2 separate regions of the Homo sapiens genome follow, and region 2 is linked to region 1. Evidence: chromatin loops called from intact Hi-C (ENCODE). Cell type or tissue: ovary. All regions are shown on one strand. Each heading gives the region's core, and the rest is flanking DNA. Links, peaks and the distances in the headings are about the cores only.

Region 1 (5,385 bases), core at 250-5,249:
TTCAGCTGTGAAGCCATCTGGCCCTGGGCTTTTCTTTGTTGGGAAGTTTTTCGTTGCTAATTTAATCTTGTTTGTTACTGGTCTGTTCAGGATATCTATTTGTTCTTGATTTGGTTTTGGTAGGTTGCATGTTTCCAGGAATTTATCCATTCCTTCTAGGTTATCCAATTAGTTAGTATATAATTCTTCATAATAGTCAATTATAATATTTTTATTTCTGAGGCATCTGTTGGAATATCTCATTTCTGATTTTTAATAGGATTGTTTGTAACACAGAGATAAATGCTTGAGGTGAGTGATACTACATTCACCCTGGTGTGATTATTATGTATTGCACGCCTGTATCAAAATATCTCATGTACCCTATATAAACTGTAACTATTATGGATACATAGTATATATATAAAAAAACTAAAACTAAAAATATGTTACAAGATGAGTTAGTGCAGTGTATTCAAAATAATTAATCATAGTACACAGGGTATCTCAAGATTTATGTGCCAGGACTGAGGACAAATCACAAAGTCTAACTATAATTCAAAATACTTAATATATGAGAAACCAGGAAAATGTGATCAATTCTTTTTCTTCAAGTTCAAAGGGACATGTTCCAGATGTGCAGGTTTGTTACATAGGTAAATGTGTGCCATGGTGGTTTGCTGCACAGATCATTCCATCACCTAGGTATTAAGCCCAGCATCCGTTAGCTATTTTTCCTGATGCTCTCCTTCCCCCTGTCCCCACGACAGTCCCCACGTGTCCCCAGTGTGTGTTGTTCCCCACACCCCATGTGTCCATGTATTCTCATAATTCAGCTTCCACTTGTAAGTGAGAACAAGCAACATTTGGTTTTCTATTCCTGTGTTAGTTTGCTGAGGATAATGGCTTCCAATTTCATCTATGTCCTGATCCTTTTCATGGCTGCATAGTGTTCCATGGTGTATATGTATCATATTTTCTTTATCCAGTCTATTGTTGATGGGCATTTATGTTGATTTCATGTCTTTGCTATTGTGAATAGTTCCGTAATGAACATACACGTGCATGTATCTTTACAATTAAGTGATTTATATTCCTTTGGGGAAAAACCTAATAATAGGGTTGCTAAGTCAAATGGTATTTCCGCCTCTAGATCTTTGAAGAATCCCCACAGTTGAACTAATTTACACTCCTACTAACAGTGTAAAGGCATTCCTTTTTCTCTGCAACCTCGCAACATCTGTTGTTTTTTGGCTTTTTAGTAATAGCCATTCTGACTAGCATGAGATGGTATCTCATTGTGGTTTTTATGTGCATTTCCCTAACGATCAGTGATGTTCAGCTTCTTTTTCATATGCTTGTTGGCCATGTGTATGTCTTCTTTTGATAAGTGTCTCTTCATGTCTTTGCCCACTTTTTAATGGGGTTTTTTCTTTCTTATAAATTTAAGTTCCTTGTAGACTCTGGATATTAGAACTTTGTCAGATGGATAGATTGCAAAAATTTTCTCCCATTCTGTAGGTTGTCTATTCACTCTGATGATTGTTTCTTCAGCTGTGCAGAAGTTCTTTGGTTTAATTAGATCCCATTTGTCGATTTTTGCTTTTGCTGCTATTGCTTTTGGCATTTTCATCATGAAATCTTTGTCTGTGCCTATGTCCTGAATGGTATTGCCTAGATTTTCTTCTAGGGTTTTTATACTTTTGTGTTTTACATCAAGTCTTTAATCCACCTTGAGTTAATTTCTGCATATGGTGTAAGGAAGGGTTCCAGTTTCAACTTTCCGCATTTGGAAAGCCAGTTCTCCCAGCATCACTTATAAAATAAAAAATCTTCCCCCATTGCTTGTTTTTGTCAGGTTTGTTGAGGATCAAATCACTGTAGGTGTGTGGTCTTATTTCTGAGTTCTCTATTCTGTTCCATTGGTCTATGTGTCTGCTCTTGTACCAGTACCATGCTGTTTTAGTTACTGTAGCCTTGTAGTATAATCTGAAGTCAGGTAGCGTGATACCTCCAGCTTTGTTCTTTTTGCTTAGGATGATTTGGCTTTTCAAGCTCTCTTTTAGTTCCATACAAATTTTAGAATAGTTTTTTGTAATTCTGTGAAGAGTGTCAATGGTAGTTTAATGGGAATAGCATTGATTCCACAAATTACTTTGGGCAGTATGGCCATTTTCACTGTATTGATTCTTCCTATCCATGACCATGGAATGTTTTTCCATTTGTTTGTGTCCTCTCTGATTTCCTTGAGCAGCCGTTTGTAGTTCTCCTTGAAGAGGTCCTTCACTTCCCTTGTTAGCTGTATTCCTGGATATTTTTTTCTTTCTGTAGCAATTGTGAATGGGAGTTCATTCATAATTTGGCTCTCTGCTTGCTTGTTATTGGTGTATAGAAATGCTAGCAATTTTTACACATTGATTTTATATCCTGAGACTTTGCTGAAGTTGCTTATCAGCTTAGAAGCTTTTGGGCCAAGACAATGGAGTTTTCTAGATATAGGATCATGTCATCTGTAAACAAAGACAATATGACTTCCTCTCTTCCTACTAGAATACTCTTGATTTCTTTATCTTGCAGGCTCATAGCTGTGGCCAGGACTTCTAAATCTCTCTAAAGGAGAGAAACATAACTGGCTATTCTGGTTGTCGCACCTGTATTGTCTTATCATGATTCCTAGCTTCTTTGCATTGGGTTATAACATGCTCCTTTAGCTCTGTGAAGTTCATTATTACCCACCTTCTAAAGTCTACTTCTGTCAATTCAGCCATCTCAGCCTCAGCCCAGTTCTGTGCCCTTGCTGGATAGGTGTTGTGGTCATTTGGAGGAGAAGACACACTGACTTTTTGAGTTTTCAGTGTTTTTGTGTTGATTTTTTCTCATCTTTGTGGGGTTATCTACCTTCAATCTTTGAGGTTTCTGACTTTTGTGAGATCTTTGTGGATGTTGTTATTTTCTGTTTGTTTTAACAGGCCACTCTTCAGTAAAGCTGTTGTGGTTTGCTGGGGTTCCACTCCAGACCCTAGTTGCCTCGGTTTTTCCCATACCTGGAGGTATCACAAGTGATGCCTGCAAAACAGCAAAGAGGGAAGCCTGCTCCTTCCTCCAGAAACTCCAACTCCGGGGCCACTCACTTGTTGCCAGCCTGAATGTGGCTGCAGGAGGTGGTTGAAGACCCCTGCTAGGAGGTCTCACCCAGTGGGAAAGAACAGGATCAGGGACCTACCTAAAGAAGCAGTCTGACTGCCCTTTGGTAGAGCAGGTAAGCTGAGTTGGGGAGGACCATTCCTCATCTGGACCATTTGTATTCTCCAAAGCCAGCAGGCTGGAACAGCTGAGTCTACCAAACTGCAGAGATGGTAGCCACCCCTCCCCCTGGAGCTTTGTGGGACAAAGCTCTCCCTGGGGGTAGAGATCAGAGCTCTGTCTATAGAACACTTGCTGGAGTGGCTGAAGCCCCTGCAGGGAGGTCTCACCCAGTGAGAAGAAATGGTTCAGGGTCCTGCTTAAAAAAGCAGTCTGGCCAAGATCTGGCAAGGCAGCTGTGCTGTCCTGTGGGGATCCCCCCCTTGTTCAGACCACCTGTATTTTTCAAAGCTGGCAGGCTGAAACAACTGAGTCTACCAAACCACAGAGATGGCAGCCACCCCTACCCCTGGGAACTTGGTCCAGACTCAGGCAGACTCCAGCCTACTGCTGCCGGCTGGCTGGAATTCCAAGCCATTGGGTCTCAACCTGTGAGATGCCATGGAAATGGGGCCTGCAGAATGATGCCACTTGGCTCCCCAGACTCAGCCCCCTTCCTAGGGACATGCACAGATGAATCTTCTGCCTTGCCACAGATCCTGGGGCTGGAGTATGCAAAACTCCTGGGTGTCTGTGTGTGCCTGAGTGGCCACTCTGCCAAGACTCCACACAGGCCATGTATCGAGCCCAAGACCCTGGTATTGTGGCTCATGAGGGGATCTCCTGATCCACAGCTTGCAGAGATCCATGGGATGAGTGTAATTTCTGGGGAAGGGTCACGCATTGACTCACCACTTCCCTTGGCTGGGGGTGGGGGTTCCCTTGGCTTGGTGCTGCTCCCAAGTGGGTCATCACCCCACCCCACTTCTTTTCATTCTCTGTGGGTCAAGCTATTTGCTTAGTCAGTCCCAATATGAGAACCCGAATATCTCAATTGAAGGTGCTGAATTCACTTGCTCCTTTCATTCCTCTCTGTGAGTGCCACAGACTGCAGCTACTTCCAATCAGCCATCCTGGCCCCTCAACAACCAAATGTGATCAATTCTTAGTATACCATCCATACACATGCTGAAATACCAAAAAAGATTTCTGAAAAGAAAGCAAAATATTACAGAAATAAGTGCAATTACTATTTCAGCACAAGATTTTTGGTAGAGAGGAAAAGATTAGATTTTGTTAATTTGGGCTCAAATCCAATGCATTTTTCCCTCTACCTAATGAAATATTACTGAATTATCATATGGCTTAGAGACTCCATTGTAGGGTTCACTTATACCCCCACATTTCAACACCTCTGAATCATGATGCATCTTATAATCAATGAAATACCATAGTCTAGGAGGTTTTTTAAGTCTTAGTGGTACACAAAATAATGGCATATCTCACAGTTCATTACAAGTTTGATTTGATAAAATATGGTACATGACCCTCATAAATAGGTTTCCCTTCTAACTTGTTGGTTTAAAAAATAAAAGTAAGGTACTACGAGAGTAGGGACTCTGAATCATACCCTATCATATTCCTATTCCTTTCCAGTGTATTTGAATTTTTATTCTGCTACCTGAATTAATTTAAATTATGCAAAAAATTATAAACACTATACTGAAGAATCTTAAAGCTTATAAGTTTTTCTTTTTGGTATCTGATAATATCAATTTATTAGAATATGTTTACATGAATTCCAAATTTTCCAAATTAATAGAATAATTCAGTATGTACTCAGGATGAATTTAGTGATTTACAAAGTTTCTTTTCCAGGTGATTTTCCCAAACTGGCTTTTCACCTGTATGAGTTCTCACATGTTGTTTATCCACGTGCATGAGTCTTTACATGCCAAGTAATTAATGAACTCTTATACATTCTGATGAATGTAATAAATTGATAATGTTTTCTCCAGTGTAAATTATTTGCTCTCTAAATGAGGTCTTTATAGCTAAAGGCTCTGTGACATAATCATGAGGTTTCTCTTCAATGTGCATTCTCTGTGGTTAATGAGGTATCTAAATAATTTAATACATTGACTATATTAATGAGATTTAGGAGTATTAGGAGTTTTTACATTAGTAAAAGAGAAGTTATTTTGAAAAGTATTTCCACACTAATTACAGTTTATACTGTATTCTCTCCAGTATGAATTCTCCAATACTAATGAAGGATGATTT
Region 2 (5,385 bases), core at 168-5,167, 1.0 Mb before region 1:
GGTTGATGACACGGCAGCAAAACCCAAACCCAGATCAGGTGCCGACTGGACTGACCCGACTGCCCTGTACCCTACCGTGAACAGCCATGACCAAAAAAGAGGCTTACCCCACCTTGAGGGGTAAATACGATTTACCTCAGTCTCTACAGTGCTTCTACACATAATGCCTGGCCTCCAATAACAAGTTATGAGGAACACAAAAATGCAAGCAAAAAACTCCCCAACCCCAACTCATTTTCAAGAGGAGAAAGCATTCCATCAAACCACAGTGAGAAGGGACACAGGTGTCTGAGCCATCAGACCTTGAAGTAGCTCTGATTGGTGGGTAAAAGGACCTGGTGGGAAAGGTGAACACCACCCGCAAGCAGATGGAGGATTTTGGCAGAGATGGAAACCATACGTGAGCGTCCAATGGAAATTTTGAAAGTAAAAAATCAGTATCAGAAACAAAGAATTCCTTTGACAGGTTTAGCAGCAAACGGAACACAGCTGAGGAAAGACTCCATGAGCTTGAAGACAGATCAGTGGAGATGATCCATACTGAAACACAAAGAGCAGGGAAAAAGAACAGAGCATCCAAGAGGATTTCCCAAAATTAGTGAATGACAACAAACCACAGATCCAAGAAGCTCAAGAATCACAACTGGATAAAGAGCACCCCATCCCCCACAACACACACACACAGACGCATCACAGCCAAACTTCCCAAAATCAAATCAAAAGAGAAGATCTTAAAGGCAGCCAGAGAAAAGGGACACATTACACAAAGACAGATACTCATGAGTATCACAGCAGACTTTCCACCAGAAACGATGTACACCAGAAGACAGTGGAGTGGCAGCAAAGAAAAACTGTCCATCCAGGTTTCTACACCCAGGAAAAATATCTTCCACAAATTAAGGTAAATTGAACAATTAAATTAATGGGTGGTAGGAACGAGGCTTCTCACTGTTGGAGTGAGAATTTACAGATAAGCAAGGGAGGAGGCTAGTGTGGTCATGATTAGAATGGGAAACATTGGTAAAAACTCATGGTAAAAAAAAATACATAAAATACAATAAAATAAAAATAAATAAAGGCCAGCCATGGTGGCTCATGCCTATAATCCCAGCAGTTTGGAAGGCTGAGGCAAGAGGACTGCTTGACACCAGCCTGGGCAAAATAGTGGGACCTCGATCTCTACAAAAAAATAAAATAAAACTCATGGTTAGTTTAATATTCAGATACAGATGGTTATGTATGGAAATATCTACAGATATGGGTATATGCAAAAGCTGGTATACACATATATTTCTTTGCTGTCAGCTAAGGAGGTGTAAAAGAAATGATACCACATTACCAGTAAGTGCACCTAATGCCTGTATCTTGGCTGTTAGTATTATTATCCAATTAATGCAAACAGGGCTCCATGGAGAAATGACTGATTCTAAGACTGGGGCAGGAAATACACAAGGTGAGTGATCCTGGAGCACCTTGCACTGCCAGAAAGTAAGGAAGTTCTCAAAACACAAACACACACACACACCCTGAAATCTATATTGATGACACCATGTGAAAAGGGCACAGAAACCAACTGAAAACGCTCCCAATAGCCAAAGCTGAAACAATTTGAGAAATAAAATAAATAAGGAAGTGTTGGATTATAACAGTCCATACTGATATAAATGACTTCTTTATATATAATGACTAGATACACTAGCCAATGAGGGAGAAGAGACAAATCTCCCAGGCAGAGGAATTCCACATAACCTAGGTAGATATGGTGCCCTCAAGAGGAGGGAGCATAACCCCCCGCTCCTAAGAATGGGCTGCACAAACTGACTTTCTTCCAAAGGGCATGGAAAAGGCAGGGGTGAGACAGAGCAGCTTCACAGTGGAGAAACCTGCCACCAGGTGACTTCAGCCAGGTGACCAAGGTCAACATCAACAGTGGTAAATCCTGTTGCTAGTATGTGCCCTTCATATGATGGGATGAAAAGTACCTTGCTCTGTGAGCCTCTTCCCAAATAGCCATATACCCAGTCTAATCATGAGAAAAACACCAGACATTTCCACCAGAAGGGCGTCCTGCCATATACCTGACCAGTACTCCTGAAAACTGTCAAGCTCATCAAAAGCAAGGAAAATGAGAAACTACTGCAGTCAAGGGGAGCCTAAGGAAACAGGACCACTAAACAGCATGTGGGGTCCTGGAAGGGACCCTAGAACAAGACACCAGGCAAAACTAAGGAAATCTGAATGAGCTAGGGTCTTCGGTTAATAATCCTGTACCAATATTTGTGTGTTAATGTAACACATGTAGCATACTAATATACCATGGAATACTATGCAACCATAAAAAATGATGAGTTCATGTCCTTTGTAGGGACATGGATGAAACTGGAAATCATCATTCTCAGTAAACTATCGCAAGAACAAAAAACCAAACACCGCATATTCTCACTCACAGGTGGGAAATGAACAATGAGATCACATGGACACAGGAAGGGGAACATCACACTCTGGGGACTGTTGTGGGGTGGGGGGAGGGGGGAGGGATAGCACTGGGAGATATACCTAATGCTAGATGACGAGTTAGTGGGTGCAGCGCACCAGCATGGCACATGTATACATATGTAACTAACCTGCACATTGTGCACATGTACCCTAAAAGTATAATAATAATAATAATAATAAAGATGTTCATAACAGAGAACACTGTGTGGGGGACACATGGGGACTCTCAGTACTATCTTCTCAATCTTTTCTGTAAATTTAACATTGCTTTTAAACATTGTTTTAAAAAATAAAGTCTATTCAGAAAGCAGAATGATGGTTACCAGCGGCTGGGGTGCAGACTGGAATGAGGAGTTAGAGTTTAATGGGGAGAGAGTTTCAGTCTGGGAAGAGAAGTTCTGGAGATGAATGGGATGACAGCTGCATGACAGTGTGAATGTACTTAATACCTCCAAACTGCAAAAGAGTAAATGTCCCAGGCAGAGCTCCTCCCCAATCCAAGCAGGCATGGGCTAGGGGCCTCTGGTCCAGAGCAGGCCTGGTGCAGCTGTCCACAGCTGGCCCCTGCTTCCCAGCACAGCGTCCAACTTCAGCCTTGGAGAAAGCCAAGAGGGTGTCTGGCCGTCGGCTGCTCCGGTTCCTCCTCTGGGTGGGGCTGTGTGTGCAAGCTCCCCGTAGGAGGGAAGATGTATCCCTGCCTGACCTAGTTTTTCTCTCTGGAAGCAGAGGCAGCCCCGGCTAAAGGGAAATGTGGAGAACCCAGCCCATCTGCTGCTATTCCTCGACAGGGTGCTGGACCCCAAAGCACCTCTAGTTTTTGGCTGTGTTGAGGGACTCTCACTGTATGTACAAGATGCCAAAATGAGGAGGGGCAGGGAGGTCAGTGCAGAGCAGAGTGAGAGAAGAGAGGACCTTAAAGATTAAAAGGGCATGTCTGACCCACATGGAAAACGGCCCGGAAACTGGCCTGTGTATTCATACCTAGCTGATTCAGCCTCCACTCTCAGTCTACCCTTCACCAGCCAGCCCGACCTCTCTCCCTGGACTCTGATGCTACCTTGCCATCCTGTCCCCAACGCCTAGCCACCTAGCAGGTGGCTCTCTGAACTCCAACATGCACCGTCCAACCTCCATGTCTTTGCCCAGGCCAGCCCCTCTTCCTATCACCCCTTTTCTCTCTCTGCCTTCCTGGCATGTGTGCAAATCCTCCCTATGGGGACACCTCCAGGTCAACTTTTTTTTTTTTTTTTTTTAAGATGGAATCTCACTCTGTCACCCAGGCTGGAGTGCAATGCCATGGTCTCGGGTCACTGCAACCTTCGCCTCCCAGGTTCAAGCGATTCTCTAGCCTCAGCCTCCCAAATAGCTGGGACTAAAGGTGTGTGCCACCACACCTGGCTAAGTTTTGTATTTTTAATAGAGACAGGGTTTCATCATGTTGGCCAGGCTGGTCTTGAACTCCTGACCTCAAGTGATCCACCTGCCTCGGCCTCCCAAAGTGCTGGGATTACAGGCGTGAGCCACCACACCTGGCCCGTATCATCTCTTCTGGCAACCTCGGCTGGAAGGGCCACCTCCCTTCTCTGAACCCTGTGGCATTCTCTCCCATGACATCTATCATGGTCATTTGCATCCACATATTTAGTTACTCCACTAAGCGGAGGTTTCCTCAAGGGCTTGTATCTCCACTCCCCAACACAGCACAAGGTCTGACACATAGCAGGTGTCCAATAAATGCAATTTCCCTTCCTCTTCTGCCTGTGGATGACTCACTGTGTCTCTGCCACAGCAAAGTATAGCACCTCCTCGGCACACATGGCCATCATCTCCCTTCTGTGCCTGCAGAAGATGTGACTACCTGGTCACTGAACTCTTTTCCAGTGACCTAGGACTCGGGCTTGGAACCATTGTCAACACAGAGCGCTGGCATGCCTACAGCTTAGCAGGACAGTGAGCATGTGGTGACCACCTGAATGGAGCTGGGATGCGGGATCAACTCTGCCCTCTAGCAGACAGAGTCACACAGTCAGAATCAGATCTGTGCTTAGAGCCACATATTCTAGTGGACTAGTGATTCTCAAACTTTTGTGGTCCTAACATTTACCCAGGGTGCTTGTTAAAAATGCAGCTCTCTAGATCCTACATGCAGAAGCTCTGACTGGGAGGATCCAACGTGTGCCCAGGAACTAGGAGTTTACAAAGCACCCCAGGTGCTGATGGGGGTGGCCTCAGACCACAGTCGGGGCATTCCTCTCATTGTTTGAACAGTGAACTGGAGGCGCAGAGAGGGGCACACAGCGCCTGAGGTCACACATCAAGAGTCAGAGCCAGAACCCACGGCTCTCTGCAGAGTCCCACAAGAGAGACGGTTGCCTGCAGCCCCTAGGAGTGGGGCATCAGAAGGCTGACCGGAGCTGGTGGGGAGGTGCCTGGAACCTGTGTCTGAGGAAGGGGGCCGCCAGGCCGCACTCACCCCTTGCTCCATGCTGTCGTTGGCACGGTCTGTGACTTTGGAGATGAGGCTCAGTGCACCTGGGGAGGGACACAGAGCAGGAGTTGGGCCATTGCAAGAGGGGCATCAATTTTCCCCACTGTAGTGTCAGGTCACAGGCCTCAAGCCCAGCTTGGCCACTACTGCCTAGGTGACCTTGACAGTGATTTGACCACTGTCATGCATGCCTCAGTTTCCCTGGCTGTAAACTGAATATGTTATAATAGTGACCACCCTGGCAGGTGATACACAGGGACAGCCACATCGAATTGGGAGGAAACAGGGAGACTGTGGTGAGCTTTTCAGACCTGGCACCACCCCTCCTATCACCAAATTCTGGTGACTCCCCCATCCCCTCTGACGGGATGTCCTCCCGTCCTAGGATGTCCCCACAGCTG

The links. Peaks named below come from ENCODE experiments on the same cell type or tissue, not always from the same donor. Only the 100,000 strongest peaks of a DNase experiment are listed, where the experiment ranks them.
Region 2: it touches region 1 in a loop (4-fold over the local background); 2 of 110 quality-filtered maps call a loop at or near these places.

Annotation. Positions count from the first base shown.
Region 1 is chr3:13,902,566-13,907,950 of GRCh38, reverse strand. LOC105376957 (a long non-coding RNA gene) reads right to left here. Exons shown (of 3, transcript XR_001740602.3): 3 at 9-4,311. Among named protein-coding and RNA genes, the nearest start is that of WNT7A, 25 kb to the right of the region's middle. RefSeq lists an enhancer at 366-535 and a silencer at 3,665-3,959. In ovary, for the core only: no CTCF peak of the experiment used is centred there; no DNase peak of the experiment used is centred there; H3K27me3 peaks cover 439 bases.
Region 2 is chr3:14,900,646-14,906,030 of GRCh38, reverse strand. It overlaps FGD5 (FYVE, RhoGEF and PH domain containing 5), which reads right to left. Exons shown (of 20, transcript NM_152536.4): 9 at 4,970-5,028. Among named protein-coding and RNA genes, the nearest start is that of NR2C2, 44 kb to the left of the region's middle. RefSeq lists enhancers at 4,417-5,299, 5,300-5,385. In ovary, for the core only: no CTCF peak of the experiment used is centred there; DNase peaks (open chromatin) are centred at 3,110 and 3,472.